Regions from separate parts of the Homo sapiens genome. Here regions 2, 3, 4, 5 and 6 are each linked to region 1. Evidence: chromatin loops called from intact Hi-C (ENCODE). Cell type or tissue: mammary epithelial cell. All regions are shown on one strand. Each heading gives the region's core, and the rest is flanking DNA. Links, peaks and the distances in the headings are about the cores only.

Evidence for each region. A loop is a pair of places that touch in the nucleus more often than their neighbours do. Peaks named below come from ENCODE experiments on the same cell type or tissue, not always from the same donor. Only the 100,000 strongest peaks of a DNase experiment are listed, where the experiment ranks them.
Region 2: a loop joins it to region 1, with 13 times the contacts of the local background. A loop is called at or near these places in 99 of 110 quality-filtered maps.
Region 3: a loop joins it to region 1, with 7 times the contacts of the local background. A loop is called at or near these places in 31 of 110 quality-filtered maps.
Region 4: it touches region 1 in a loop (10-fold over the local background); 27 of 110 quality-filtered maps call a loop at or near these places.
Region 5: it touches region 1 in a loop (10-fold over the local background); 26 of 110 quality-filtered maps call a loop at or near these places.
Region 6: a loop joins it to region 1, with 4 times the contacts of the local background. A loop is called at or near these places in 5 of 110 quality-filtered maps.

Annotation. Positions count from the first base shown.
Region 1 is chr12:13,209,859-13,214,960 of GRCh38, reverse strand. EMP1 (epithelial membrane protein 1) reads right to left here. Exons shown (of 5, transcript NM_001423.3): 2 at 3,373-3,492; 3 at 1,386-1,482; 4 at 1,140-1,280; 5 at 1-427. The coding sequence starts at 3,450. The coding sequence ends at 270. Among named protein-coding and RNA genes, the nearest start is that of EMP1, 16 kb to the right of the region's middle. In mammary epithelial cell, for the core only: a CTCF peak has its summit at 2,676 (motif pointing right); a DNase peak (open chromatin) is centred at 3,362; H3K27ac peaks cover 1,568 bases.
Region 2 is chr12:12,913,710-12,918,811 of GRCh38, reverse strand. GPRC5A (G protein-coupled receptor class C group 5 member A) reads right to left here. Exons shown (of 4, transcript NM_003979.4): 4 at 875-5,102. It overlaps MIR614 (microRNA 614), which reads right to left and starts at 2,983; the gene lies at 2,894-2,983. In mammary epithelial cell, for the core only: a CTCF peak has its summit at 2,409 (motif pointing left); a DNase peak (open chromatin) is centred at 2,477.
Region 3 is chr12:13,022,011-13,027,112 of GRCh38, reverse strand. It overlaps GPRC5D-AS1 (GPRC5D and HEBP1 antisense RNA 1), which reads right to left. Exons shown (of 3, transcript NR_149067.1): 3 at 4,615-5,099. Among named protein-coding and RNA genes, the nearest start is that of FAM234B, 20 kb to the left of the region's middle. In mammary epithelial cell, for the core only: no CTCF peak of the experiment used is centred there; no DNase peak of the experiment used is centred there.
Region 4 is chr12:12,786,613-12,791,714 of GRCh38, reverse strand. It overlaps APOLD1 (apolipoprotein L domain containing 1), which reads right to left. Exons shown (of 2, transcript NM_030817.3): 2 at 249-4,806. The coding sequence ends at 4,063. Among named protein-coding and RNA genes, the nearest start is that of APOLD1, 3.5 kb to the right of the region's middle. RefSeq lists silencers at 4,530-4,639, 4,670-4,769. In mammary epithelial cell, for the core only: a CTCF peak has its summit at 2,734 (motif pointing left); a DNase peak (open chromatin) is centred at 2,734; H3K4me3 peaks cover 300 bases; H3K27ac peaks cover 866 bases.
Region 5 is chr12:12,984,086-12,989,187 of GRCh38, reverse strand. HEBP1 (heme binding protein 1) reads left to right here. Exons shown (of 4, transcript NM_015987.5): 3 at 1,856-2,036. The region is part of intron 2 of GPRC5D-AS1 (GPRC5D and HEBP1 antisense RNA 1); the gene reads right to left. Among named protein-coding and RNA genes, the nearest start is that of HEBP1, 14 kb to the left of the region's middle. In mammary epithelial cell, for the core only: a CTCF peak has its summit at 2,981; no DNase peak of the experiment used is centred there.
Region 6 is chr12:13,132,772-13,137,873 of GRCh38, reverse strand. No RefSeq gene overlaps it. Among named protein-coding and RNA genes, the nearest start is that of GSG1, 32 kb to the right of the region's middle. In mammary epithelial cell, for the core only: a CTCF peak has its summit at 1,946; a DNase peak (open chromatin) is centred at 1,963; H3K4me3 peaks cover 256 bases; H3K27ac peaks cover 2,873 bases.

The DNA.
Region 1 (5,102 bases), core at 347-4,346:
CAGCTGGAGGCCAAGTCTGGTGGCTGCAGGGAGGCTCTCTGGACCCCATCAAGGGAGCATCAAAGTACTAGCCAACTACTTTCTCCCCAGGGCAGGGGCTTGGCAGTAGAGAATCCCCTCAGTAATGGTTTGGGATTTGACCTCCCCCCTTTGCTTCCCCCTCCCCCCTCCCCTATCTCGGTTTTTCCTGTACAGCAACCTCCACTTCCCTCCCAGATTCAACGGCTTCCTCCTCCCCACCCCCCAGATCCCCATGAACTCGTCCGGCCTTATTTCTTTCTCAGGACCAGATAGAGAACGCCGATGATGAAGCTGAAGCAGAAGCAGATCCAGCCCAGGATGTAGGAATAGCCGTGGTGATACTGCGTTCCATCACGATTCGCATAATGACTAGTGTAGATGGACACCCCCACAAGAATGCACAGCCCTGCAGGGGAAAAGGAGATTTGTCGGTGTGTTTTCTTACATTAAAGTCGAGAAAAAGTTTTACTAATTTTAAGAAGATCCTATTTCCCTCATTAGCAATAGGAAAATGAATTCTGCTTGTTTGTCCCTAAACAGGAGTTCTGATGGATGTCCCCTGGGCCAAGCTCGACGGTATGTTGATAAATTAGAGGTGTCTGGGCTCTCATGTCTGCACTGGTTTGTGTGGCCACGCTGTGATGTAAAACACAGAACCTCATGCCTACCACCCAGCTGTCCTGTCTGGCCCTTGTGGGTCTAGGAAAGCTACTCAGGGATGCAAAAGAGCATGTCCTTCCACCAAACCGAGTATATTGGGAAAGAACAACAATTAAGTGAGAATCACAATAATGATGTGCATTGTGGCAGTGGTTTCATCTTTCTGAGAACTCCTACCTTTCTGCCTTCTTGAAGTGTCTTGTACACACGTGCTACTAACAGATATGCACTGCCACTTGGTAGCTACCCAGGAGCACTGGTTTTGAACAATGAAGCAGATGAGGGTTCTTAACCTAAGCAGCAATCCAAGGTTCTCCACAAGAGAACAAATAACCAGAGGAGAAAATTGCACAAGGAAGTTTCACTGAACCATGTGCTAATCTGTTCAAGTTGCCAGAAACACCCATGGTAAGATGGACTTAAAAGTGTAAACTGGAGTCTACCCATGAGATACTCACAGCACACCAGTGTGGTGGCCCCTGAGAGGAAGAACCGGTTTCCCTTCTCCATGGTGAAGAGCTGGAACACGAAGACCAGGAGGGCAATGACACAGAAGATGATAGAGAGAATCATGAAGGCCTGCACTGTCTTGAGGGCATCTGTAGACACAGGACGAGGAGAACAAGGGCATGAGGTCACTCCAGGGGCTGAACATTCCCTGACCACACCTATTGTCAGCACTGGGTCAATATCTTTATATATACCTTCACTGGCATATGACAGGCTGTCACTGCAGCTAATGTTGGTACAGTTTTTCCAAAGACCTACTGATGCATCTACCGTATTGGAAACCAACCAGACCTGAAACCAGAAGGAAAGAAAATGTTAATTGAAAGCTGGCCCTCTGATTTAAAAATAAAATAACAAATCAGCTTGCATCGGGATCAGATTTTAATAAAGACATTCTATTTAGCTATAACTATGGCTATGCAGCTTATCTGTGGGCGGAAATAAGGTCCGATTAAAACTGAAGTTCACAAAGTTGCCAAGAGAAGAGACACAGAAGAATGTGAAACCCAGAAAGAAATCACCTAGCCCTCTTTGGGCTCCACATTCTTCACGACTTAACAAAAATGGAAGTAACTCAACCACAGTGGTTTAAAATTCTAAGGTTCTGAGAAACAGAAGTCCAGGATGAGGAAACTGGCTTAGGTATGTGCAGTTCATATACTCTAACAAGATTGTTTCATTTAAGTCCCTGGTTAACCAGGAAAAAAGTGAAATGTCCAACTGGAAACAATTAAGAAACATAAGACCTACTGGGAAAATAACAATGAATCTAGTGGTTAATAAGCCACTTTCATCTAAACAGAAGGATCAAACTTGACTGTCACAACATGCAAAGTAATTTGATAGTAAAATACTACAGCAAGTGCTTTCCTGTAGGGGCTACTAAAAGCTGAAGGGTGACCTGAATGGATTCCCCCAGACTGATCATGGTGCCGCCATCCCTTCCTGCCTGGCCCAAGAAAAGGAATTATCCTTCTGGAAGAGAAAACAAGTGCAGTGTCCTGTCTACACACACACAAATGCACACACTGGAAAGGTGGGGCCGGGAACATGCATCACCTACGCCAATCCCTGCTCTTCATTCAATAAACAACTGTGTGCCTAGCCTTATATTAGGGGCTGGTAATTCACAGATACGCAGCGCTTTGGCGCTCATTAATACACTTTGAAGAAGCTTATCAGATTTATCTGGATAGATATAGGAGTTGACATATAGAATGGCTAAATTACAAAACAAGGAGGTCACGTGGGCGGGGGTTGTCTTATCACAGTTATTCTTAATTAGCCTTGCTTATGATCACACCCACTAATGTTTGCAAAGCTCTTCTATCTGAACTTTAAAACTCACTTATACTTTAACTGTGATAGGGACCTAAACAGATTCTGAAACCATGGTTTGCCTGCCTAGTGATTGGTGGCCTTGGTTTTTAGGTCCAAGGAGCTGGCTTTTTTCTGAGAAAAGCACAAGTAAAAGCAAATTGGGCGCTGTAAGCCACCACTAGAGGTCAGAGTAGCCCAGGGTTCAGAGAGAAAAGACACTACCTCCATTTTTTTTTTCTCGTTTTGTCTGAGTTAGTTAATTCAGTGGCACTGGGTTAATCTTGCAAAACTCCACTTTCACATGCTACTCTTTGCTCAAAATTTGAATTTGTCAGTCTGGCATCCTCTTCTTCCCATCTATCCTTCTAATCAAGCTTCTCAGAAGGAGGGGAAGTTCGGCTCCAGCCACATAGGTGTGTGTCCTCCTTATCCTCTGACCAAAGCTTGTCCTTCCTACATATGCTCCTTTGCTAGCACTCCCACCTGAATGCATCCCTATGATCCTTCCACCTTCCCTCTTTCACTAAGAGAAACCTCAGCCATCTACCACTCCTCCAGGTTCACCTCAAGCTCCACTCACCCCTGCTGCTGGGAAGGCTCTTCTAGAGACCGAAGAAGCTGCACTAGATCCTCCAGCCCTTAACCACCTACAGCTCTGGCAGGATTACTCCTGTGGACATTCACTTTTATCCTCCTGTTATTTAATTGTTTGAAGGGCAAGCGTGTGTTTATTTTGTTTTCCCACAACTGAGCTGTAAGTTCATGAAGGGCAAGGGCTGTGGCTTAAACTTCTTTTGTGCACTTGATGTAAATATTCGAATGATTTCTCAATGAATGAATGAACAAAAGAACATTACTCACATTGGCAATGGTGCTAACAAATAGCATAATAACAGTAGCGATGTGGACCACAAAGATACCAGCCAGCAATACCAACATGTTGGCTCTTTTTTTTTTGGTAACTTGTGAGCAAAGAGAGTTCTGAAAAGAAAAAGAAAGGGACAAAAACGGTTACTGTCAGATTCAATAAGACGACTCAGCTTTCCCACACGTGTGGGCTATCTGCTAACATGAGGAAGAGCTGCACTAAAAACCATCACAATCTAATCATAAATTCCTGAAAACACCCCTGTAACCTAGTTCTGATTTGCCTAAGTGCCTATTCATCCAGTTATACATACCTACATGGAAACAGAATTTGGTTTCTTCTTGGGTATTTACATATTCATTTCTCTAATACATTCTATTTCAAAAAAGGAACAAGAACATTTTATGATAACTGTTCGTATTTTATTTTGTTTGTGTTTTAGAGGTTAAAAATAGGACTTTGATTTTCAAAGAAGTAGGCCTTTATAATTTCCAGGTCTCTGAACAATGTCATATAAATGTCCATTTTCCACTAGGAAAATGTCCATGCTTTCATCAAATTGCTCACCCAGCACTTTTAATAGAAGTAAATGCCTTCTGAAGAATAGCAGCTATTACTCAATGCCCATATACTGAATAGGCTACTAATATGATCCTGGGCGAGATATAAAATGTGAGAGGCACAATTCTATTATTATAATGCTGTTTGGTTTTCAATAATTATAACAACCTAATTACAGTTTAATGGTCTGGTCACCCTGTGACTGAGCATTTCAGACTAGTATTACTACACCTGAGCCTTTGGGCTCTGTGTGCCTCATGGCAGGAAGCCTGCCATTGGTCTGGGCAGAGAGTCATATTTTCCACAGCTCAATGTGATGGTTCTGGGGGCTTTAAAAGTAATGCAACTTGAGATAGCACCAAATGTGCCTTCTCCTTGTACATGACATTTACACAAATTCCAATCCTTCAGGACTCAATACAGAAGACAGGCAAATGCATAAATCACAGGGTGGGAGGATTGGGAACTAATATCGATTAAGAATGTGCATGGATAAACAAAAGCTTTCAGCCATAATCACAGCAGAGAAGGGAGCCCATTGATCATAAAGCCTAGGAAATAAAGGAAGTGTGAAGGATACACATGGGGGAGGCTATTCTGATTTATGTCAGCTACAGAAGGAGAGCTTTGTCATGCCTAAGACTGTCACAAAGCAGTGCAGGCTCAGAGGGACATCAAAAGGAAAGGGCTTGAGGTTATTCACACCCTAGACAGAATGGATGTGTGGATGCCCCAACCAAGGGAGGAGATGGCCAGGCGCATCCTGCAATTGTTCCACTGCCCTCTCTCACTCCACCTAATTTAATTGATGCTTTGAATGTGCTTGAGGCACTTTCATGCCACATCAGGTATTTATTAGAGAGCACTGATACTATAATTCCAACACTTCACATGCCTTTTATCTCCTCTCACTGTCTTTATCAGGCAACCAAAAATCTAGAGTGATCTAATATACATCAGGGTGCCTTGCTCTCTGCAAGCAAGGAATGAGAGGCAGACAATGGCTTCCACCATTCTCCCTGACCGTCTCCAACAGCCCCTTCCCAATCTGGCCACTTCCTTCCAACCCAGGCTGTTTTTTAGGAATGTGTCCAACTTAACTGTGAATGCAAAAATTATGACGTTTATCCTGCCTCTTCAGGGGAGAGGTTGGAGCTTTCAT
Region 2 (5,102 bases), core at 506-4,505, 300 kb after region 1:
TCACTGTTGGTTGGGGGCATGGTGGCTCACACCTGCAATCCCAACACTTTGAGAGGCCACAGTGGGAGGATTGCTTGAGCCCAGGAGTTCAAGACCAGCCTGGGCAATATAGTGAGACCCCATCTCTACAAAAAAAAAAATTTCAAAAATTAGCCAAGCGTGGTGGCGCACGCCTCTAGTCCCAGCTACTTAGGAGGCAGAGTGGGAGGATCGCTTGAGCTCAGGAAATGCAGGTTGCAGTGAGCTGAGATCACAGCACTACACTCCAGCCTAGGCGACAAAGCAAGACCCTGTCTTAAAAATAATAATAAAAATAAAGAATTAACTGTTTACTGGATCCTGAGCTTTCTTGTAAGAGTGGCTGAATCTGGTCAATTCTGAGATGAGTCAAAAGATGAATGGAAAATAAAATCTCAGGCTGGGCATGGTGGCTCATGCTTGCAATTCCAGCACTTTGGGAGGCGGAGGGAGGAGGATCACTTGAGCCCAGGAGTACAAGACCAGCCTGGGCAACATAGGGAGACCCTGCCTCTACAATTTTTTTTTAATTAACCATGTGTGGTGGTGTGCACCTGTGGTCCCAGCCAGTACTCAGAAGGCCGAGGCAAGAGGACCACCTGAGCCCAGGATGTCGAGACTACAGTGAGCCGTGATCGCACCACTGCACTCCAGGCTGAGTGACAGAGAAAGACCCTATCCCAAAAGAAAAAAAAATTACTTTTAAAATTTTTTAAATTTTTTTTTTAGAAAAAGAAAATCTCAGTAAAGGGGAGCATGTAAGAACCGGTTGAAACCTTGAATACATTATGATATGAAACCAAGTATATCAAAAGATGGTGCTTGAAAACAACAAATTTTACCACCTGACTCAGACTTCTTTGTCGTTGTTTTATTTAAAATGTTATTGTCTCTGATTAGAAAATACAGTCATGAGGGCTAAAAACTGAAATGATGTGAAAAGGCATCCATTAAGCAGTGTTGCCCCACCACCCTTTCCATCAGTCTTGTCTCATGGGGATGGGGAAAATGAAGACAGAACGCTTTGCCTTGCTTTGCAATCCCTCCTTTGAAGGCCTTCTGTCCCAGGAAGCCAATGTTCATTTGATGTGGAAGAGGGACCTGTGTTTAACCAGAAGCTGTCCTCCCTCATCCCTTTCCCATGGCTTACACGCAGAAGGGAGAGGAGATGACCAGAGGAGAAATCAGGGGAAGAAAAGGCAACAGGGGAGGCAAAGGGAAAGGAGAGGAATGCTTAAAATATACAGTGAAATTTGAGTAGGATTCTCTACTCAAAGACTTCTCTGGGAAGTGTCCAGAATTGACCACACAGGTGCTGACGGTAGAAAGAACACAGACCCAAAACCCTGATCTAGTTGCATTAACTCCATTAGCCCTGAGTTCCTCTGTAAAATGAAGACTGTGGAGGCACCAACTAGAGGATTTCTGTGACCTTCTCAAACTCTAAAATTTTTGGCACTGGACTGTTCCACTTTGAAGGGTCAAGAAAGAAATCTGGAGGTTGCAGAAATCAGGGTCAGGCGCACATACACGCACGCACGCACACACACACACACACACACACACACACACACACACACAGATCCAGCAGCATCCTTGGAACATCCTGAAGTCAAGAAAGGCACAGCACTGTCTGCCCCGATAGAAGGAATTCCAGAAAACAGCCACGAGGTTGGGCCACAGAATTTCCAAAGAGAGCAATCTACAAACTGGGGGTTGATTTCCCAGTTCCTGGATCTCAGCAGTCAACACACGAGAAGGATTTTTTTCTGAAGCTGCCACCTCCAATTCTGAAATAATCCCATGTTTCAGACTGGGGCCGGGACGGTGGCAAACCTGCAGACCCTGGCAGCAAGATGAGGGCAAGGAAGGGAAAGGTCAGCTGGGCACAGTCCAGTTCTCAGCAGTAATGACAGAAATGAAGGAAGGAAGCTCAGAATGAGTGCACGGGGGAAATGGGTTTTGCTGATGCATTTCCAGGGCCGGCCGTACTCTTTGTTTTGGCACACTTTTCCTGACAAACAGCCAGTGTTCTCAACACATAAATACTAGTCCACGTTAACAACAATAGCATATGAGACCGCTCTCCGTAAAGATGCCAGATTGGATGCAAATGGACTGGAAATACCTTGGAGGGTTTCACAAAAATAAGACAAAGGGCAAAGGAACTTTGCCAAAGGAGATGGAGAGCAATTCTTTAAAGTTAGTGGGAGGGAGGAAGCAAAGAGCTCATAAATACAAGCCTCTTAAAATGGGACGCATTTGCCTCGCGCCTACTGGGTGTCTGCAGCTCAGCTTGGTGCCCCACACAGGACACCGACTTTAAGTGGCTGCCTTTGCAAGGCTGAGAGGCCATGAGGGTTGATGCCTGAAGTGTCAGCGCCATCTAGTGGAAACATGGGGCATGGCCGCTTTGGACGGCCTCAGCCTAAAATGAGAGGCAGAGAGACACGCTCTATTTCGCATCTCACAATGCAAGATGAGAGAAAGGCTGTTGAGTTTTATTTCATCATCGCCCGTTTAGGTCAAAGGAGATGCCACTTTGGCTCCCAGTCATCAATCAACTGGCAACACCCAAGGACCAGGCTGGGCTACATTTGCACATTCCATTTCAGCCCAGGTAGAGATGGAGACACTTATAAGAACGGCTTCGGAATGTTCTCCAGTTTGATTCTCAGATGTCAAAGCCTGTAGGCCATGAGAGGTCCCTACTTAAACAGAACAGCTATCCTTTGGTACCCTCTCCAAAGAAAAGAAAGAGTAAAAAAATAATAACTTTTAAAAATAGCTTATTTATGTGCAGAAGGTGTGAGACCTGAAGATGAGTTAACAGCCGCAGCAGTGGGAGGAGGGGTGACAGGTACTGCTCAAATGAGCAGCAACCTTCTGCCACCTGGCAAGAACAGGCGTTCAGTGCAGGGCTGGCCTGCCCCTGCAGGCTTCAGAGACCACTGCGTTTCTTAGAAGGGAAACAACGGGGCCGGGCGCGGTGGCTCATGCCTGTAATCCCAGCACTTTCAGAGGCCACGGTATCCCAGCACTTTCAGAGGCCAAGGTAGGTGGATCACGAGGTTTGGAGTTCGAGATCTGCCTGGCCCATATAGTGAAACCCTGTCTCTACTAAAAATACAAAAATCAGCCGGGCATGGTGGAGGAGGAGGAGGAGGAGAAGGAGGAGAAGGAAGAAGGAGAAACAACAGTCCAGAGATGATGCCATTTCCGGGGAAAGAGGTTGACTTGAGGAAGGCAGCCATGGGAATAAAAGCTCCCACAGATCCTTTTCACTAAAAAGAAAGCAGGCCGGGTGCAGTAGCTCACGCCTGTAATCCCAGCACTTGTGGGAGGCCAAAGCAGGAGAATCTCGAGTTCAAGACCAGCCTGGGCAACAGAGCAAGACCCCCACCTCTACAAAAAATATATTTTGTGTGTTTTTCAACAAGTGATTCAAATTGCTGCTCAGATTTTAAAACTTACTGTAACTATCAGTGTAAAGACCCATGCCTGGATCCTGTTTCATTTTTATATCAACTTGGTAAAAATGCTGTTCTTGACACCCTGTCCTCTCTATCCTCCCTCAAACCACATGTGATCTCTGAAAAAATAAAATTAGCCAAGTGTGGTAGTGCACGTCTGTGGTCCCAGCTACTCAGGAGACTGAGGCAGGAGAATCACTCGAGCACAGAAAGTTGAGGCTGCAGTGAGCTATGATTGTGCCACTGCACTCCAGCCTGGGCCATAGAGCTAGACCCTGTCTCAAAAAAAAAAAAAAAAAAAAATGCCGATCCAGAGTATTTTGTGATTTTACCTTTTACTCCTCCTCCCTTGCTTGGTTGGTAGTATGAAGACCAGAGAAGGAAAGAAAAGATGGAAAGGAGGCTGGGCATGGTGATTCCCACCCGTAATCCCAGCACTTTGGGAGGCCAAGGCGGGCAGATCACTTAAGATCAGGAGTTCAAGACCAGCCTGGTCAACATGGTGAAACCTCGTCTGTACTAAAAATACAAAAATTAGCCAGGCGTGGTGGCGCACGCACGCCTGTAATCCCAGCTACTCAGAAGGCCGAGGCACGAAAATCGCTTGAACCCAGGATGCGGAGGCTGCAGTGAGCTGAGATCATGCCACTGCACTCCAGCCTGGATGACAGAGTGAGACTCTATCTCAAAAAGAAAGAAAGAAAGAGAGAGAGAGAGAGAGAGAGAAAGAAAGAAAGAAAGAAAGAAAGAAAGAAAGAAAGAAAGAAAGAAGAAAGGAAGGAAGGAAGGAAAGAGAGAAAGAAAGTGGGGGGGGAATATGCATTTCTTGAGTCCCTAGCCTATGATAGATAATATATGTGAAACCACATTGCTTTATTCTCACAACAAACCTCATTAGGTCACACCTCCTGGGAAAGACCAGAAGGATCTGTGTCACTATGTGTCCTTCCCCCTTTTCAGTACAAAGCCAGGCTAATCTTAGCGCGAAGCCTACCAACCAAACCTTTGCGGCATATAAACATCCCTAACTCAGCACATCATCCACTCACCTCCACCTCCCTCGCCTCTGCCTCACGCTGGTTTTTCCTTTTGATGAAAAGCAGAGCGTCAGGCTCTTAGGAAGTAACTCCCTGACTTAGCTACACATTTTTACATGTCACTCAGTTTCTATGTAGAGGGATTATTTTTTTTCCATAACGAAAGAGAGATTTCCTATTGCTCTGCCCTACAGAGCTCTTTCTTGGATTAAGTCAATTATCATGGTTAGGTGTCACATGTTTTTGCCAAGAGACATTTGTGAACTAATTCTGTCAAACAGGGGATCTGGATTTGTCCTCTCCCACAATTAGACCTTGGGTGAAACATGAAACCGGCTTTGAGCTCTCCTCCCTGCCTTTCCTGGGCTGCCAAACCCCAAGCCAAGGTTGCCACTCCTCTGCTTTTCTGGAGTAAAACCTCAGGCCCCGTGATGATCCTGGCTCTCACACCATTGACAGCCTCAAAAATGAGGGGAAACACACTTGTTTTAGAGGGAACGGGAGAGACACATGAAGAAGGGTCAAGTACAAACCCAAAGGAAGTGAACCTTGAACTTCAGCTCCAACATGAAGC
Region 3 (5,102 bases), core at 517-4,516, 190 kb after region 1:
AAAATACAGAGTATACTAAGGACATAGTCAATCAAGAGAAACTATATAAAAATGTAGATATTAATTTTCATCAGAAAACTTTTCTAAGATCTATTTAAGTTGTATTAACTTCCAATTATGTCATCTAGTTTAATTTTATAAACTACCTCTCCTGTTTATTTTAATGTTCATCGTATTTAACTTTGTAGGTGTTTATGCTTGACTTTATAATATTAAAACATTTTCTCTGCATAACTGTAGTGAATCATACAAGATTGAAGAGAAATAATCTGTGATGAACTTGGTATCTTTCCCCTTGTTTACCGTAGGCTGGGGAAATGTAGCTCTTGAGGAAATACTATACATGTTTACCCAAGGCAGAATTTCAGAAAGGTTTTAGAGTTAAAGCATGTCTTCACATGGAATACTTTTTGTTTCCTGGCAAGTAGTCAGTTCTTTATTTTCTTCCCCAGTATGCAGTTCCCAGCTTTGCTGAATCCCTATTTTCCCCAGTCTGAGTCTAATCAGAATCAACCTCCTTGGAATAGTTTCACAGGACATTTGAAAGAGATGATAAATCAGTTTCCCCATCTTTTTTCTCTTAAAAAAATATTCTTTCCCCTTGTTTAATTTTGAAAATCTAATAGAACTTTGAGTTCCTGCAAAGATGGAAAACTGGCATCGGTTACTGGCTTTCTTCCCCAGAATCAAACAAGGAGAAGCTCAGAAGGAAACATAGATTCCAGGAACTAATTACATCAACAGTAAGAAACCCTGGGAGAGGGAAGCTCTGCACCTGAAGGTTGGGGGGAAGAAGGGTTGACTGTAGCCCAGAAGAGAATACTGGCAGGGGACAAAGTTAGCGAGAACAAGATTGCATTTTCCTCTGCCCCTTTCCTACTCTGCTTGGAGACAATGATTGCCTACCTGTTCACCATGGAAATCAGTGAAACAGGAGTCCAGGGGCTCAAAACAGGCAACCCAAATCTCCTACATTTAGGAGTTAATAAAATCAGGGGAGAAATGACCAGCCTAGAGCGTTTACTCTTCCATTCCTTCACCAAACTCCCCGGGTATTAACTTCCAAATTATATGTCTAGCCTGGATCTCACCCTTGAATTCTAGACTAGGGTATCCAAAACTGCCTATTTGTAGTTCTTCTTGCATGTCTAATAGACATCTCAAGCAAAATATGTCCACTAAATTTCTGATATTTCCCCCAAAATTTGTTCCTTTTGCAGTCTTCCACATTGCAATGAGTGATAAATCTATCCTTCTAGTTAAGGACTCCATTACTTTCCAAATCTGCTTGCACCGTCTTCAATTTATATCTCAATAAATTCACAAAAAGAATTGTGAAGCTCTAGAAAGGAATACAATCTCTAAGCATCATTACAAAGTGAATTCCATGAAGCATGATTAAGTGAAAAAAAGCAAGGAGCAGATTAAGGTGTATAGTATTCTACCTTTTACCTAAGAAAGGAAGGAATGCGAATATATCTATCTATACATATATATAGTTTTTTTTAATGGAAGAATAACGGGCTAGGTACAGTGACTCATGCCTGTAATCCCAACATTTTGGGAGGCCGAGGTGGGAGGATTGCTTGAGCCCAGGGGTTCAAGGTTACAGGGAGCTGTGATTGTGCCATTACACTCTATCCTGGGTGACAGAGCAAGACCCTGTCTCTACAAAAACAAACAAACAAAAAACTGGAAGAATAAATTAAACTCTAATGAAAAATGGAAGGAAAAAACAAGTTGGAATAGGGTTAGAAGTTAGTTAAACTTCTCTGAATATACTTTGTTTTAGAGCTTTTGACTTACAAACCACATAAATGGTTTACATAATTAAAAAATAAAATTAAATCAAGGTGGGAAAATATCCGTTCCTAAAAATTGGAAACAAAATTAATACTAAGTTGATGGTTTAACTATTAACATATAGAGAACGTGACATCCAATTAATTCAATAACTTCAAAACATATTAATTTGACTGTACCCTCCTAGCGGGATATATTCTAAGGGAAAAGTAGAATTGCAAAGAAATCTTAAATTGTATTCAGGGATCATATTGTTAATAACAATATTGATATAGTGAGTATGAAACTATTATACACACGTAGATGATAGGGTATAGCAAATAAGTAATTTTGTAATGATGTTTGAAACAATTATATATACAAATAGAACAGGTTAAACTGTGTTAAATTAAGTTAAAGCTGCCTCCTTATGTATTTTAAGTTTGACCTAAAGGTTTCTCCTTATATAGTGAACTGTAACCTAACTGGATATGTAAACAGACTGTAACCTATCACAGGTCGCCAACTGTTGAAACCATGTTCAAACACTGAGCTGTAACCAATCCAGCTGTTTCCGTACCTCACTTCTGTTTTCTGTCCACCACTTTCCTTTTTCTGTCCATAAATATTATCCAACCACGTGACAGCTCCACAGTTGCTCCAAATCTATTCTGGATCCAGGAGATGGGAACGCTGCCTGATTTGTGAATCGCTCTTTGCTCAATTGAACTGTTTAATATGTCTAAAATTTTTCTTTTAACAAGCAAATAAGTAATTATGTTAATTAGTAAGAGTAAAGAAGTGCAAATATAAAATCAAAGAAGGTAGGTAAAGAAAAACTGTAATATTTTATTTGAATTAGAAATATGAGTACTAATTCATGAGGTATTTCTCTTTTTCATTAAACAAAAACATATTTCTAGCTCTGTCCAGGGAACAGGACTTCATACATTGACCAACCCAACAGCAACGAGGACCTCTAGTGCCAGATCGTGATCTCTGAAGGGCTCCTTGGGAAAATGGATGATTTCATGTCTGGAGCAGGAATGAGCCTAGAAGACTTTGTCATACTAGAAAACAAGAAAGCTACTAAAGTCTGCTGGATTCATGTTAAAAGGTCACAGGAACCAATTTGAAGGCACTCACAATAGCCAAAATGGGACATTATCAATAAGAATAATGAGTACAACAGACAGACTTAAATATGTTAAAATCCATAAGTTCATAATGATACTTTAAAAAAAGTCTCATTGATCATCTCTAAAGGATAAAAAAGAACCAAATGCTTTTTCCAAAAATGGAAATGTGAGAGTTATATCCCATGGGACAATCCTCGGCCAGCAACATGTAGGAGTCAGCGGTAAATATTCCCTTCTTCCCCTTCAAGTAGATGATTCTTAAGTGCGCTGCACATGACTTCCCAGACGGTCCCTAACAAGGATTAATCTCCAGTTCTCCACAGTGCCATCCACTCAGTAAGGTGCTCTTAAGTTATCTTTCCCTCCTTTCCTGCTTCATTCTTCCCTCATTCTTCTTTGGAGAATCATTTTCCAAAATAATGACCATCACACAAGCCTTGTCTCAGGCTCAGCGCTTTGAAGAAACCTAAGCTAAACAGTTGGTACTAGAAGTAGCTCTACATAATGGAATACTAGTCAGCCTTGAAAACAGAACAAGGGAATCCTGTCATTTGCAATAACATGGATGAACCTGGATGACATTTTGTTAAATGAAATAAGCCAGACCCAGAAAGACAAATACCACATGAACTCACTTATATGTGAAATCTAAAAAAATCAAACTCATTGAGGCAGAGAGTAGAATGGTGAGGGGTAGGTGGATCATTAAGGAGGATGTCAGTCAAAAGATATAAAATTTCCATTTCATAAGAGGAATAAGTTTAAGAGATCTATCACAGAATATAATGATGTTAGATGGTGATTGTGGAACATGAGTATGGTTATAACAACATGTGGTGTACTTGAAAATTGCTAAGAGTAGATTTTATGTGTTCTTGCCACAAAAAATAAGTATATGAGATAAAACATATGTTAATTCACTTGGAACTTAATGTCCTGATAAGAACACTTGGAGTCAGTCCTAAAATGCTGTTGGGATGACTCCTCGAGGCTTGGATACAGTGTCAGTCTCCCGTGAGATAGAGATGCTGGAATTGCCTCAACAGAGTATTGAGAAAGGTGTCAACAAGTCCAGAAAAGTATAAATATTAAAATCCTTTGTGATGTGAATCAGAGAACCTACCACCTGACTAGGTCCCCCAGGAAGGCCCAAGTAATAACCGGTACATAATAACAGTGGTGGTGAGGCGCCAGCATCTTTTGAGGTCAGCCATAAGTGTCCCTCAGTACATCTGTATATCACATTTGAGAGAAAGAGATTTTGCAATGGAATTGTGCTATTATCAACGGGGATGATAAGATTCAAGAATAGCAGAGACCAGATGGTGGCGTCTAATCTTAAGAGTCAAGAGGAACATAATTACTGTAATACAGACCAAAGCTAGAGTGACAGTCAAGGTTTCTTGACCTACTAGGATCTGTGGCAATGGCTAATAAGAGCAATACAGAAGGGCAACCAATTAGACTACTGCTTGGTTTATATGACCACACAAAAATTGAAAGCTAGTGAGCAAAAGGCTGATGTCAGTCACCAAATGGGTAATTACAATCCTTTGTTTCAGATCTTAGGCCAGTTCTCAGAACCAAAGCCTACTGATTGAAAAGGAAGTCTAACCTCCTTGATAAGGAATCCTGCAATGCCACTGCAAATACATACAATAAGCATGGTTGCATTCCCTCCCCAAAGGGACCTGCAGCCTTTTCCCAGATACACTAGGGAAAACGGAAATACCCAGATTTTTGAGGGCTATTAGACACACAGTCTTAGCTGATAATTCTGCCAGGGGGCCTGAAATGCCAGCATAGTCCCCAAGTTAGAGCAGAAGCTTATGAAAGCCAGGAGATATATGGAGTCCCAGTCCAAGTCTACTTCACATGGGCTACATAAACCTACCAGTGATGGTTAGGCCCCTGAGTGCATAATTGGGATGGTTATAATTAAAAACTGGAAAAGTCCTCAGATTTCTCTCTTGACCTGTTGAATAGAGCTATTATGGTAAAAATGGCCAAGTGGAAGCCTCTAAGCTCACCCATATCTTCTCTTCCAGCCATGATGGTATATCAGAAGGAAAGCCACATCTTGGAAAGAATTACAGAAATTAGTGCCACCTTTAAAAAAGGAAAGGAGGCAGGGATAGTGGTCTCCATAACATTCCAGTTTAATTTGCTTTTCTGGCCCTG
Region 4 (5,102 bases), core at 361-4,360, 420 kb after region 1:
TTCTAGGTTTCCTTTCAATTCCTTCCCAGGTTGTAATTATGTTCAAAGGTTTTGAGACTGCTGGAAGTCTGATTTCTAGGCAAAAGGGAATTCCTGTGTATGCATTGATTATTAAAAAAAAATGATTCATATAGTTTGATCTGAATATTCTAAGTGAAAATGATTAAACATCTGCCCTTTTTCAAAGTTACTAATTCATACACAAGGAAACATAGAACTAGGAAATTAATTACAGAAAGATAAAAAAATTTGAGGAATGAGCAATTTATTTCAATAAAGAGAAAGCATTAATTTTGCTACAGTGGGAAAAAATGAACTCAAGAGTTGCTACATTTAACTGTATCCCCATTTATCTCTGCACGATGTCTTTATCTCAGTGTCTCAATTCACACTAAAATATTGAATGAGAAATACACCACGTTGGCTGATTGCTTGACATGTCTGATTTAGGGAGACTTCTACAACCACTCCTCTCTTTTTTCTCCCAGTAAATACTTTTGACTTTGACACCTACCATATTGGAAATGACAGGTGCCCGAGGGCAAGTGCATCAAAGCAGTTAGGATTCGAATGCTTGCTAAGGATTATTTTTTTAATGGAGCAGTTCTATTGAATCCTGAAAATGCAGAACCCAGTGAATCTCCTTTATTGTGAAACAGAACAATTCAAATGATTGCAAGCCCCAGAACCTAACAGAGAAGCACTTAAACATTTAGAACAAACATACCTATTTTTCAAACTTTGGCATTTTTGTGAAGTACACTTATCATCTAAATACCTCTCTCCCGTCTTCTCTTTTACAACATACCATTTCAACCTGTTTGTTTAAAGAATGAAGGCCTTAAGGAAAAGCCTTATTCACATCCCCGTAAAAGAAAGAAATAAATATTTGTTTCTAGAATCAATCTAACTGAACTTGACTAAATCTTGATAGAGGCTCCAATCTTACTCACACATAAGGCGATGGATGATCTTTTGTTGTCAACAAATTCTCATTAAGATAGCTAAACAGTTAATTATAATTATTCAAATGTATTTCTTGAGTTCCTACTATGTGCAAAGTATCGTTCCAAAGTAGACACTCTTCCTTAGAAATAAAGTGGGCCACTGAAATCATAACTTCAAAAGTCTAGAACTTTTGATACACCCAAAATATGAGAGGAAAAGTTTGCTGCTGCTGTTACTGTTGCTGCTTCCAAAAGTGCCCAGTTTAATTCTAGGGAATAGCTTAGGCATTGGAAGAATATAATTTAAACTTAAGCATTAATAAAAGATGGAGTTAGGGAATGGTTGTACCTTTATGCCATAACACAACTAATAATGTGAAGTACATTCTAAAATGATTTAAAATGATTGTGAAACAAAACAATTCATCTAAAATGAATTGTTTGATCTAAAATGCTAGCATCTGGCCAGGCGAGGTGGCTCATGCCTGTAATCCCAGCACTTTGGGAAGCCAAGGTGGGCGGATCACATAAGGCCAGGAGTTCAAGACCAGCCTGGCCAACATGGCGAAACCCTGTCTCTACTAAAAATACAAAAAATTAGCCGGGTGTGCTGGTGCACATCTGTAATCCCAGCTACTCAGGAGGCTGAGGCAGAAGAATTGCTTGAACCCAGGAGTCGGAGGTTGCAGTGAGCCGAGATCAAACCACTGCAACTCCAGCCTAGGTGACAGAGTGAGACTCTGTCTCAAAAAAAAAAAAAAAATGCTAGCATCTGGGTGAAACAGTCTAGGAGATGACACCAGCTTGAAAAGAAACCAATATAAATTTCAAAATAAACCAGCATACAGACCAATTGCAATTTATAGAAAAAATAAAAATGTAGAAACATCACCTCCTCTCCCCGACCCCAGTACTGAAATTATACTTCCTCAGACATACTGCCCCATCACTGGGAAGGGTGCGGACAGATTGGGTACATTTATAGAATATTAAATAATTAAGTAACAGAGGCACCGTTTTTGCATGTATGGTCCCAAAGACTTTTCAACTTATTTTTCAACATTACAGTTGTTAAGAATGGAAATTGAAGGAATTGTACATATTTTCACTGACAGTTTCTTACAGACCCCAAAGTGAAAATGCAACACATCACCACCATAAGACAAGCGATTTTGTCTGTCACCCAGAAGACATAACTTGATAGGACATCAGGCTTGCAAGTTCTAAGTGCTTCCTTCACATACCTCTAAACTTTTTATCTTTCCTGAACTAAATAGATTCCTTTTCCAGGTCAAGTGATACCTTCTGGCAAAATACCTTCAGGATAAATATGCTTCCTCAGTTATATATCCCACAATGCAAGCTTCCATTACAAGCTTAAACTCAGCTCCTGGTCTTGCCATTCAAGACTCTCCACACTTACTTCAAAGGATCACTTAAAACACTAGAGAAAAAGAATCTCCCTGAAGGAGAGAGACAATCAAGGAAAGCAATGCTATTTCCAGCTCATGCCCTGCCTTAGAAACTCAAACTTAATCTCATCTCTTGCAAAGAGCCTCAGCAGTCTCCCATTTAGAAACTTGCTCTTATTATTTTCTAAATGTGGTGATTAAATAAAATTAAATGCAAACACTAAACAATAATTAAAAATTAAATTACAAACTTAAAATAAATAAAAAATACATGGACTGGCACTTTTCAGAGAAGGTAATAATAGACAAAGGTCAGTTTCAGGAACTTCATATTCCTTTCTGTACCAGTTTCTACAACAGGCGGGAAACACTGCCCCCTAATGGGCTTTTAGTGTTACATCCCTTGTTCATACGGTGAGACACTGCCCCAGGGTGCACGTACGCGTGCTCTCTCTCTCTCTCTCTCATTTTGGCTTCTGGGACACAGTCTGTCCTTGGTCATCTGTGAACGACTCTGAAGACCATGGAGTCCCTAGAGAAGCCGTGAGACTTCGTGAAAGCTCATCAAGGGGATTAGAAGTTAGCATTTGTTGCAGTGATTTTCAAACCTTAGTGTGCCGCAGAACCACCCAGAGAAATTGTTTAAACTCAGGTTGCTGGGCCCCACAGCCAGAGTTTCTGATTCCATAAATCAGGAGGGTTGTGTCCAAGAATTTGCCTTTCTAACAAGTTCCTGGGTGATGTTAATTTGCCATTCCAGGGACTACACTATATGAGCCAGCACCATCATGCTAGGCACTTTGGCTCATTTAATATCTCACAACAGGGTGAGATTTTATCATCTTTGTTTTACACAGTCTCAGAGAGATTAGGTGGCTACACTCACACAGTAGTGACAAAGCCTGTCTCAAGCCCAGGACTGTCTAACTCAAAACCCATCACTCTCTTCTGAACACAATGATGTCGGGAAATGAAGTTGGCAGTCGCTCCATCTATCTGGCCCTCAGCTTCATGTGAGGGAGCAGGACTTAGATGACGGCTTCACGGGCTTCCCCTCTGAGTACTTGGAGGACTGGATTGGGAGCCACTCAGGAAAGGCCTACTTCATACCCAGGCCGCATCTGGGAGTAAGTAAGCTGAGGGGAAAGGGAAGAGGAGGAGATATCAGCACCAGGGTCCTCTCTGGGTTCTGAACCATCCTACAACGTTCAGAGAAGGGCTGATTTGCTCTGGATTCTGGAGTTCTTTGTATCAGAAATTCTGGAATAGAGGCAAACGCCTTCCTCACGCACATTTTGAGGACTTCAAAGACTAGTAGGACTTGGAGAGGACCCAGAGGATGGCACTCTCTCCAGTCTCAGGCCAAGCCACCAGGGCAGGGTCAGGGACCCCGAAATAACTTTAAAACAGGAGTGCCTGCCCAGCTGTGTTTAGACAGAAAGTTTTTGATAAAGGAAAAAGAGTTTTTGGGTCACATTTTTCCACTAGGAAGACTGAAAAGTCCGTAGCACTCAAGCCCAGGCAGATGTCACAGTGATGGGAAAAGAAGGGCTTTGGGGACCTGCCCACTTCAAAAACAGTTTTTCTCATCCTTTGCCTTCGGCTCCTAACCCAGCTTGGTGTTTTCCTAAGGGAGCTACAAATTCTGGAGCATCCCATGAGGATGATTTGCTGGCCTCGGTCATTAGGGGGAAAGGATGTTCTCAGAAAAACAGCCCTGCACGCTGGTCAGCAGAGATCTTGAGGTCGTGGCCACGACTGGACTTGGTGCAGAGCTGAACCCGAGACTCCAGCTGCTCGCTGAGTTCGTCCAGAGCCCCGGTGCAGGACTCCAGGCTCTCGGCCAGTTTCTGAATCTTGGCCTTCAGCACGGCCTGGCTAACCTTGGTGTCCCCCTCCGCCCGCCTGGGGATGAGGAAGCCACGTGAGCCAAAGAAGACGATGAAGTAGACAGAATTGTACAGGGCGATGGAGGCGTTCCTCCCGCACTGCAGCAGCTGGCGGTCCCCGCAGCCCTGCCAGCGGCAGAAAAACTCGAGGCAGCTCAGGATCTCTCGCATCTGGTCCTGGCAGGTGGCCGCGATCTCCTGCACCCTCCGCAGCTCCCGGGAGTTGCAGAAGATCAGCGAGAGATCGGACGTGATGGTGACGGCCCCTCCGGCTGTGGCCACCCCCAGCCCCACGGCCGACACCAGCAGCGAGGTCCCCAGGGTGACCGGGCTGAGCGAGAGCCCCACGATGGCGGCGAGGGCGCCCGTTGCGCTCAGCGAGCTGCCGGCCACGTTGGCTACGAGGGAGCGCCTGCGCAGGCGCTCCAGGCGCCGGGCCACCTCGCGCAGGCGCAGCACCTGGCCGTGCAGCCGGCCTCGGCGGTCCAGCAGCAGTCCCTGGAAGCGCCGCAGCGCGTCGGGCCCATGCGGCTCCCGGGCCGCCGGCCTCTCCATTCCCTGCGGGGACATAGACACGCGGTCAGCCTGGAGTCTCCGTGCCAGCCGCCGCTCCCGCCCTGCTGCCCGGACGCCAGCGGGAACTTGGCACGAGTTCAGCGGAGCAGCCACTGCCACGCTAGGGGAACGGGTCTGTTTCCAGTGGATCATGAGACGAGTTCTCAAAGACCTGTTCTGGAATCCGGGGGGAGCCACACAAGTTCTCAGGACCTTATCTCTGCATATGGAAATAGGAATAATGCTATCTTCTGCTTCTCTCCCAGGGAACGTTAACGATGGGCTTCATCAGCTATGTG
Region 5 (5,102 bases), core at 517-4,516, 230 kb after region 1:
CAAGGCACCTGTAGTGACCTGTTTCAATGACCTGTGAACCTCCTGCACTGTGTGAACAAGCAGTTTATTGCAGGAATGTGGGGAAACCACTCTGATATCAGCCCAGTCTGTCCCTCACTTGAAGGCATCCCTGCTCAATATCTCCAAGTTCCTGCTTCACTCCCAGGTGTGGGACCATAGGCTCTATTTTTTTTTTAACCCTGCAGTGCTTATTATGTCTTTGGATTGGTTGACTAGGTGGCGTGTGCCCACAGTAAGCTGAGCTACAGCACAACGCAAGGCCAGCATCAGGCTGGAGATCCCCAGAGTCAGCCCCTGGTAGCTCAGATTCTGCTGGGTCCTGAGGCTCAGTGAGCAGTGAGGTTCCAGACCCTGTCTGGCAAATGAAGGGTCTGAGAATTCTTGGGCCATCCTGCTCTTAAAAACTTGGCAGTTCATGCTGGCCACCTCTCTACTTTTAAAATGATAAGCCTGAAGTCTCATGAAAGGTGTACCTGTTAGATGTAAACCATATTTAAAAATGAGTTTGACTCGTGAGAAGCCCTCTAATTTGGGTAGCATTTTGGAATCACTGCAAAACAAAAATGGGTCAGAAAGCAAGAGGAAAAAAAAGAGATGTGTTTAATTTTTAGGATATTTCTCAAGCTGATAATTTAGAGAGCTAAAAACGTGTGTTAGCCTTAGTAACATTTACTAGGAGCTGCTCTGTCTATTGAGTAACCATTCTTTTATTCCTTTACTTACTTAAAAAACTTGCTTTAAAAAAAAAATTTACTAGGACTAAAGTAGTCAGGCTTTGGAAGATACGTTAACCTGTAGGAGGTCAGGAAGAAATCTTTTCCTTCTTAACACTGTCTTAACATTTTTTTAAATGAAAATATGTATGAGAATTATAAAACTCACTAAAGAAAACCTTTAAAATAACAAAACAGTATTCCCTAATTCCCCCATTCAATACAATCAATGTTGTCTTTTGAATGTATTTTTTAGGGCTTTTTAATGTAATCTTAGTGTTCCTATAATTACATATCCTGCTTCTGTTAGTTATTATTTCATAATTATTTTCCACTAGTACCAGAGTCTTCTTAAGCATAATTCCTAGCTACATTATATTGTATCATGTGTCTGTAATTTACACAGACATATTCCTGTTTTGAACAGAATTTATAATTCTGCTGTAATGAATATCTTACTACCTATAGCCTTTTCCATATTTTAGATTGATGTTTTAAATAGGCAGTAATTAAATACTGGCTAGGCATGGTGGCTCACACCTGTAATCCCAGCACTTTGGGAGGCCAAGATGGGCAAATCACTTGAGGTAGGAGTTTAAGACGAGCCTGGCCAACATGGCAAAACCCCATCTCTACTAAAAATACAAAAATAAGCTGGGTGTGGTGGCGCACACCTGTAATCCCATCTACTCAGAAGGCTGAGGCACAAGAATCGCTTGAACCCAGGAACCCAGGAGGCAGAGTTTACAGTAAGCCGAGATCATGCCACTGCACTCCAGCCTGGGCAACAGAGCAAGACTGTCGGAAGAAAGAAAGAAAGAGAGAGAGAGAGAGAGAGAGAAAGAGAGAGAGAGAGAGAGAGAAAGAGACTGATAATCTACAGTCTTGATATATATTGCCAAATCATTTTTTAGAGTTGTACCACTATACTCCTACCAACAGCGTATACAAATAACAGGTGTTCATGTATTTCTGTATTTTTAACACTTGAAATGTTCATTGTTAATTTCAAGAACAAAAACATACCACTTTGAAAGACGAATGGAACTAATGTGTCTTCCACAGCCCTGAGCAAGCTCTGTCTCTGATCCCTGCCTCACTCTGTGCTTTTGTGTTTTCAGGAATTGGGATGGGGATGACAGTCCCTATTTCCTTTGCTGTGTTCCCCAATGAAGATGGCTCTCTGCAGAAGAAATTAAAAGTCTGGTTCCGGATTCCAAACCAATTTCAAAGCGACCCACCAGCTCCCAGTGACAAAAGCGTTAAGATTGAGGAACGGGAAGGCATCACTGTCTATTCCATGTAAGGAGACAATCCTTCAGGCATCCATGGGTGGCGCTTGATTCCCGTACCACTCCTTGCATCACCTCTGGCAAGCATTCGCGTCAAATTTTTATGGTTGCTGAATTAATTTAAGTAGGAAATGCTGAATCCTAACAGTTTCTCATTTTAATTTCTTCAGGCTGCAGCACACACACATTTGCATTTTATCAGAATAAATGCCTTGGCCAGTTGCCAAATTGATGGGACGAGCTTAAGCTTTGCTTAAGCTTACAGTGAATGTCTACATTAGCCATAGCAGGGTTCTAGGAGACTCAGCAAATATCTTAAGTCAAGCCATGGTCTGGATTCGTGGACACATGGGAAGCATAAAGGGCTGAGGAATACCTGATTTCTACCCCACACTCCCTTTGAATGCCAGAGAGCAGGGAGCATTTGCTAGAGCTGGGCTTCCATCCTCCTTGTTGTTCCTGGATGGTAGTCCTTTGAGCAGAGCACACATCTATTCTCTTGTCATCCTGGTCCTGTTTCCAGGACTTCATGTGGGGTCATTTTCCCTTGACTGTAGAGAATAGCAGGTGCAAATGGTTACTAGTTTCTATCCCTTGTGCTCCAAACTGCCCTCAGAAACCAAGTCTTCTAGATCATTGATGACTCCTCACATTTGTTAAAACACTCCCATGTGACAGGCACCAAACCAGGCTCAGGGAAAGACCAGGATCTTCACCAGAAGTAATCATAGGTGGTTTGGCTCCGCTCAGGAGCAACCTCATGAAAAATTCACATACATATAATATTGCACTGGACTGAGTATTGGTCCACTTCAGGGACCTCCAAACTTGGCTGCCCTGCTGCAACCCTGAACCTGATGGTGGGACCATTTTCCCCGGAGCTGTGTCAATGTTCTGAGAATGTGAGTTTCACCGCTGTGTGTAGTCCTAGGCCAGGTGACTGCAGGGCCCTCCAGAGGACAGTGAATGTAATGCAGCTGGGAGCTAGCACCGGAGCCTCAGCTCCTGTGCTTGTCCTGCAGTCCTCATTCAGACTTCCCAGCTTCCCTTCAGAGGGTGTGGAGAAAGCAAATTAACTTAACAATATCTTTTCCTAGGGTGGAGATGCACCTTGGGTGCAGCATTTAAGGAAGCACTCACTCTCACAGCTGTCCAAGTGCAGGATGGGGACTGAGAGTGAGCGCCTCCTTAAATCTTGTGCCCTGGGTTAGATGTCTGCTTGTCTTTTCCATTCTATTTCCTGTGTTTGGGAAGCAGCAGGTATAATAAAATGAACTTGTATTTTATTTGAATTCCAGCTCTACTGCTTACTAGCAGAATGATGCTTGGGAAGTTAGCCACTTTAAGACTTAGCTTTTGCATTTGTTAAGTGCTGATAATATAACCTCCTATATATGATGTGTGTGTGTGTGCATGTAATGTAACCTTATAGGATTATTGTTAAATATCTTTCAGTATTTACTAAGATACTATTTATGTATTACCTAATGTTTATGACCTGAAGCAGGTTTTGGCAATTACCCCTTCTGTCTGTTCATTCTTATTTCATAAGGAATGAGATAGACATGATTGAATCAGTTCACATTAAGACTTCAAGCAGATGGGGCTAGTTTCTGATCATTTGTTTTACCAGACCCTGAGTAATGAGTGGATATAATTTTTTTTTCTTTTGTCTTTAACTTTTTAGTATGGGAATTTTCAAACTTATAGAAAGGTAGAAGCATATAAGATCATGAAATCATATGTGCCCATCCCCTACCTACAGCAACGATCAGCTCAAGGCCAATTCTGTGTCATGTGTATCTTCACAGCATTCACCCAGCCCTACCCTGGATTATTTTTAGGCAAATTCCAGACATTATATTATTTCATTCATAAATATTTCAGGTAATTACTGAAGATTTTTTTAAAATATAATCACAATACCTTTTTTCTGAAATTTCAATAGTACTTCATTAATTTATAATATAAAATATTCAATGCTCAGATTTCCCCCATTACTTTTTTTTTTTTTCCAACGGAGTCTCTCTCTGTTGCCCAGGCTGGAGTGCAGTGGTGCGATCTTGGCTCACTGCAACCTCTGCTGCCTGGGTTCAAGCAATTCTCCTGCCTCAGCCTCCCAAGTAGCTGGGAGTACAGGAACCTGCCACTGTGCCTAATATTTGTAGTTTTTTAGTAGAGACAGGGTTTCACCATCTTGGCCAGGCTGGTCTTGAACTCCTGACCTTGTGATCCACCTGCCTCGGCCTCCCAAAGTGCTGGGATTACAGGCGTGAGCCACCACGCCTGGCCATCATTTGTTTTAATATTTTGTTAGAATCTGGATCCAAGTCAGATTTTGTAGTACTTTCTTTTTGTTGTTGTTGTTAAGAGACAAGGCCTTGCTCTGTTGCCCAGGCTGCAGTGCAGTGGTGTGATCATAGCTCACTGCAGCCTCAAACTCCTGGGCTCAGGTAATCCTCCCACCTCAGCCTCTCAAGTAGCTGGTACTACAGTTGCACACAACCACACCTGGCTGATGGTACATTTTTAAGCTTTTATTAATCTGTGAATTTCTTTACCAACACAACTTTACATTCTTCCTTTCCATCTGTGGATCATTTGTCTTCTTATTATCTGTACTGGATTTTGCTGATTATATTTCCGTGACATTTTACCACATCCCTCTGAGCCCCGTATTGCCTGTAAATTAGTAGTTGAAACTAAAGACTAGATCAGATTCAAGTTTTTGAAGTTTTGGTGAGAATATTTCCTACGTGGTGGTGTTTACTTCCTTCAGGGGCCCACAGTGTCTGATTGTCCCTGATTGAGTGATGTTGGTGACCATAGTTCATCATTGCCTAGATGTCTTGTTCCATTAGAGGCCATAAAACGATAATGTTCTCTGTTTCTCCTTCTTCTTTTATTACCTGCAATATTTCAGTAAAGAGAAACTTCCCCTCGTTTACTATTTGGCTTCCTTTATTTCATATAGAAAAAGCCAGATACATGCTTACTTGATACCTTCTCTTTATTTACCAGTTTTCAGAATGATAATTTCATTCTGTAACATCCTCAAGGTAAAGTGGTCTGCATC
Region 6 (5,102 bases), core at 439-4,438, 77 kb after region 1:
AGGTTGAGGCTGCAGTGAGCTATGATTGCATCATTGCACTCCAGCCTGGGTGACAGAGCAAGACCTCATCTCATTAAAAAAAAAAATCCATGGAGAAAAACTATGGTCCTCCTCATAGTATTTGCATTGGTGGTCTCACCAGCCACAGCTGGGAGGGCCTTGGGACCCTGTCTGGTGTGGCTCCTCCTAAGTTGTCCAGTCCAGTGGTGTTCAGGGGGTGTCTATTCCATAACAAGGAGCTTGAGCCAGAATGTAATCAATTAGTAGCTTCCTTCATCTAGAACAGAAGTCAGCAAACTATACAGTCCCTTGTCCCCACCAGCAAAGCCCATCCAACCCACTAGGTATCTCCAACCTGTGCCAGTTTTTATTTTTATAAAAAGTTCCCAGGCATGGTGGCTCATGCCTGTAATCCCAGCACTTTGGGAGGCCAAGGTGGGTGGATCACCTGAGGTCAGGAGTTCGAGACCAGACTGGCCAACATGGTGAAACCCCATCTCTACTAAAAATATAAAAAATTAGCTGGGCGTGGTGGCACGTGCCTGTAATCCCAGCTACTTGAGAGGCTGAGGCAGAAGAATCGCTTGAACCCGGGAGGCAGAGGTTGCAGTGAGCCGAGATCATGCCATTGCACTCCAGCCTGGGCAAAAAAGAGCAATACTCCATCTAAAAAAAAAAAAAAGTTATATTGGCACACGGCCACACCTATTCGCTTATGCATTGTCTCTGGCAGCTTTGGCACCCCTAGACAGCAACGTTGAGTCATTGTGACAGAGACTGTCCTGCAAAGCCTAAAATACTCACTCTCTGGCATTTTATGGAAAAAAATGCACCAATCTTTGGTCTAGAAAGCCTTATTCTAAAAAATCAATAGAATCTGAAAGTGTGCTTCCTGACATCATTGGTTTACATTTTGGTGCAAGCACCTTAACTGGTTGTAACTGGTAGCAGTTTGTGGCCCGGCTTCTGTGATGGACTTTGAGCAGTGCTGTCCATAGAGCAGTGGAGAAGGACAGCTACAGCTTACCTGTGGGTTCAAAGGTCAGGCTCCAAGGAGGCGAAGCCACCGTCCTTCCCTCCATAACAGACTGACGTCCTGGACACCATACTTAAAAGGTACTCAGAAGCTACAGAATGGAGGCCCTGCCTGCAGGTTATTTTGATGAGAGAAGCATGTATGTGTGTTATGCTTGTTTGTGTTCATTATAATTAGACTGCTCACTCCTCAGCGTAAAACTTGTTTAACCATCAACTTCTGAGTATACATTTCGTCACTAAAGGAAAATAAAATTATAACAGGAAACCACCAAACTGTTTACTAGGAAAGGAAAAAACTATTTATTTTCATTCTACAGAAATTTTTGTGAAGTAGTGGATAATAATAATTTGGAGGTAATTTGTCCAGTTTCTCCCAATTTTAGCATCTGATTAATTTCCTTGAGCTTTGCGAAATGTCCTAGGTCAGGATGGTGTTGTTTGCTTTATTTCTTGGGAGGTGTGTGTTTTAAATCAGGAATGGCAAGTCGTTTCAGAAATGCAGTTGGTTATATTATAAGAGGATAACAAAGAACTTACTCGATCTATCCATCCACCCATCCATCTGTCCATCCATCCATCCATCCATCCATTCATTCATTAGTGAACACTTACCTCATACGAGGAGCTGTGCTAGGTACTAAGGGTAAGTGATGAGAAAAATACACAGAAAAGGTTGTAGTGTGAGTAGGCTAGTGAGGAGAGGCCTCCTGCATGGCTGAACACTGGCTTGGGTCCTGATCCTGCTCTAAACTAGTTGTTCAACTCAGTCGTCTTTGGCCTGCTGGGCACACAGTGTTCCATGACACTGAGATGACCCTGCCAGAATGTGGTCACATTCGGACCGGATCCCTGGGCTGGCTCCGACTCATCTCACTGCCCTGACACCCCTGTGGTACTTGAGTCACTCCTCAGCCAGTCCGCAGCGAGGCGTGGGTGCCCGGAGGAGCTCTCCCACAGCCACACCTCCCCCAGCCTTCCAGAAAGTCCTCTCAAGGACTCTCCTGCATTCCAGCAACCAGCCCTTCCAGTTGGGCAGAAATTTCCTGCCCTGGCAATCAAGAGGCATTTTGTTTTGTTTTACTTTAAATGCACAGCACATCCCCAGGCAGCTCCACCCTCGGATCTAAGCCCGTTAAATCTATTCCTTTTGGACCTTTATTTCTATGCATGAGAAAGGGAAACCGGGACAGAGGGCGGCGAGAGAACGTAATGTAATAAGGGTCTCCCATAAACAGAGGAAAAGAAATTGGAAGGCCCCTTGCCCCCCTTGTTCTGTGTCTTTGCTTTCTCCTCCCTTGAATATGTCACCTCCAATCACCAAAGGCTCTTGAGCTTGTGCCCTGCCTCCTCACCCCAGGGGCACTTGGCTGCATTAATTGAGCTGAAATATGTAAGGTCACAGGAGCTGGTAATAATTAAAGAATACAGCAGACATCTCTGTCTTCAGACTAGAACATATATGTCTACTGCTCTTCATTTAAAACTAATAACAATGTCATGCTAATATAATTAATGCCTCATTTATTAGGTCTAGTGGGAAATAAGCTGTTCTACATAATTGATTCAGATTCTTGGAGCTTACGATTTGGGGAATGAAGTCATTTAAACATTTTTAATTGTTATGGAAATCTTTCTAAATATATTATTCTCCGTTTTTCTAAAGTTTACTCAACATAATTTATTACCTTCTATTAGGGCAGGACCATGTCTGTCATTACATACCCAGTGCCAGGTACAGTATCCAGGCTTCCAATATATGTTTGTAAAAGAAATAATTACAACCTCTAATATTTAACTTCGATGAAGAAAAATAATGAACTCTTGGACTCATGAGTTCTGGAGAGCTGTTTGCTCTTACCTCAAATCATTACATTTTCTGCATTCTTATTTGTGCTTTTATAATTCTCCTGTCTCCTCCCTCATCATAAAACTGCTAACTTCTAGCTTCTGTTTCTAAAGTTTCCCCCTGCCCCATTAATGTGCTGGTTCTAATCCGCTGTAGATCATAATTAAGCTTACTAGGTCATGCCTGAAATAAAAGTGAATAGTGTTGAAGAGATACAGAATAGTTCGAAGATTTTTTGATGTCCATGTTGGCCACCCAAAGGCCTTTTTTGCATCCTGCTGGTTTCAGCTGTGTTTCAGATGGCTGTGTCTGCCATGTATGAATAATTGCCAAATAAGTCAAATATTACTGTAAGAACTGCAGAAGAAATGCATAATAGACACCTTCTACATTGGTTAGAACATCTCACCATATGTCATCCAGGAAAAAGATTGCTTCTAATTATAGAATCCAACATCTAAATTAACCAGTTCCTCCACACTTGGGAGTCAAAGCCAACCAGGAATCCCAGTCCAGACAAGGGGGAGCCCCTGACACATCTAAAGGCTACAATATTCCTCAAAAGTCCAGGGTAAACTTCTCCCAGTATTTGGTAAATCTTCCATTTGCTGTTGCTTTGGATCTGACAGTAATTCCCTCCCAGGTTCCAGGAGTCTCCAAATTTATCACCATAATCAATCTAGAAGGATTGAGTGTCCCACAGTCCAATGAAATTGTAAGAATCTCTCCTTTATGCAAAAAGGATGCAATAATATATTCTGTCAAGCCACAAAGAGTTCAACGAAGACAGCAATGGACTGGTCCAAAGTAGGGAGGGAAAAAGTAGAGAAATGAGATGGATTTAGAATTCGACCCACTGGTTCCCACCCTTGGTGTGGCCTCTAACACCACATTGGTTCCAATGCAAACTGGTTAAACCATGAATTTTCTTCCCCCTACTTGGTCTGGTTTAGGGCCAGAGAGTTCTTTGTTGGTTGGAGTCAGGCAGGGCAGGGCCAGAAGGCAGAACTCTTAAGCTTCACCCCGAGTCAGGAGCTGCCTCGCCAGATGACCTCAGACAGGTTGTCTGAGCTCTTGGGGGTTCCAATTCAATATCTGTTAAACAGCAATGAGTGTACCCCTCTGCTCATACCATGGTACAAGATTTTGTTAATTGGTATCTGGAAAAGCTTGTATCTTTGGATGAAAGGGTTTATTAAGTTTTGAGCTCTGTTCTTAGCTGAGGTCTTTGTACAGTTGGGTTTTATGGCAATGAGGCTTCTATAATTTCCCTTTGGAGAGTTAATTCTATAAGCCTAAGAGTGTCGTGGCAAATAGATGCATTTACAAACCTCTTCTATTTCCTTCTGACTGATTTTCCTTCTCATAGATGACCAACATAGATTCATTCAACTCTAAGAAAAATTCTTTGAATAATTTTAATTCTAAAAATATTTGGGGGCCGGGCGCAATGGCACACGCCTATAATCCTGACACTTTGGGAAGCTGAGACAGGTGGATTGCCTGAGCTCAGGAGTTTGAGACCAGTCTGGGCAACATGGTGAAACCCCGTCTCTACCAAAATACAAAAAATAAGCCAGGCATGGTGGCATGTACCTGTAGTTCCAGCTACTCAGGAGGCTGAGGCAGGAGAATTATTTGAACCCAAGAGGCGGAGGTTGCAGTGAGCCAAGCTCGTGCCACTGCACTCCAGCCTGGGTGACAGAGAAAGACTTCATCTTAAAAAAAAAAATGGATTAACTAAATTTTTCTAAATAAAATTGTGGATTAAACATAGTAGTAAATCTTGCTGGCTTAAAACATTTAATTTTGAATCATTTAGAAAAGATCATGTTTTTTAAAGTGAATAGATACCTTTTGACATTATCTTTTTTAATAACTTAATTGGGATATAATTGACATACAATAATATACACTGTTTAAACTATACAATTTGAACAATTCTGACATACGTAGACATCCATGCAACCATCAACATAGTCAAGATAATGAACATATCCACTACACCTAAAACTGTTGGTGCACTTTTGTTAGGGCTCACTGTCTCCCTTCCTCCATGGTTTGTATTTTCTAGAATTCTAGGGAAATAGAATCATGAAGCATGTGCTCTCTTTTGTCTGGCTTCCTTCTTTTTTTTATTTTTTTTTGGGGGGACAGAGTCTCTGTCACCCAGGCTGGAGTGCAGTGGCATGATCTCGGCTCACTGCAACTTCTCCCT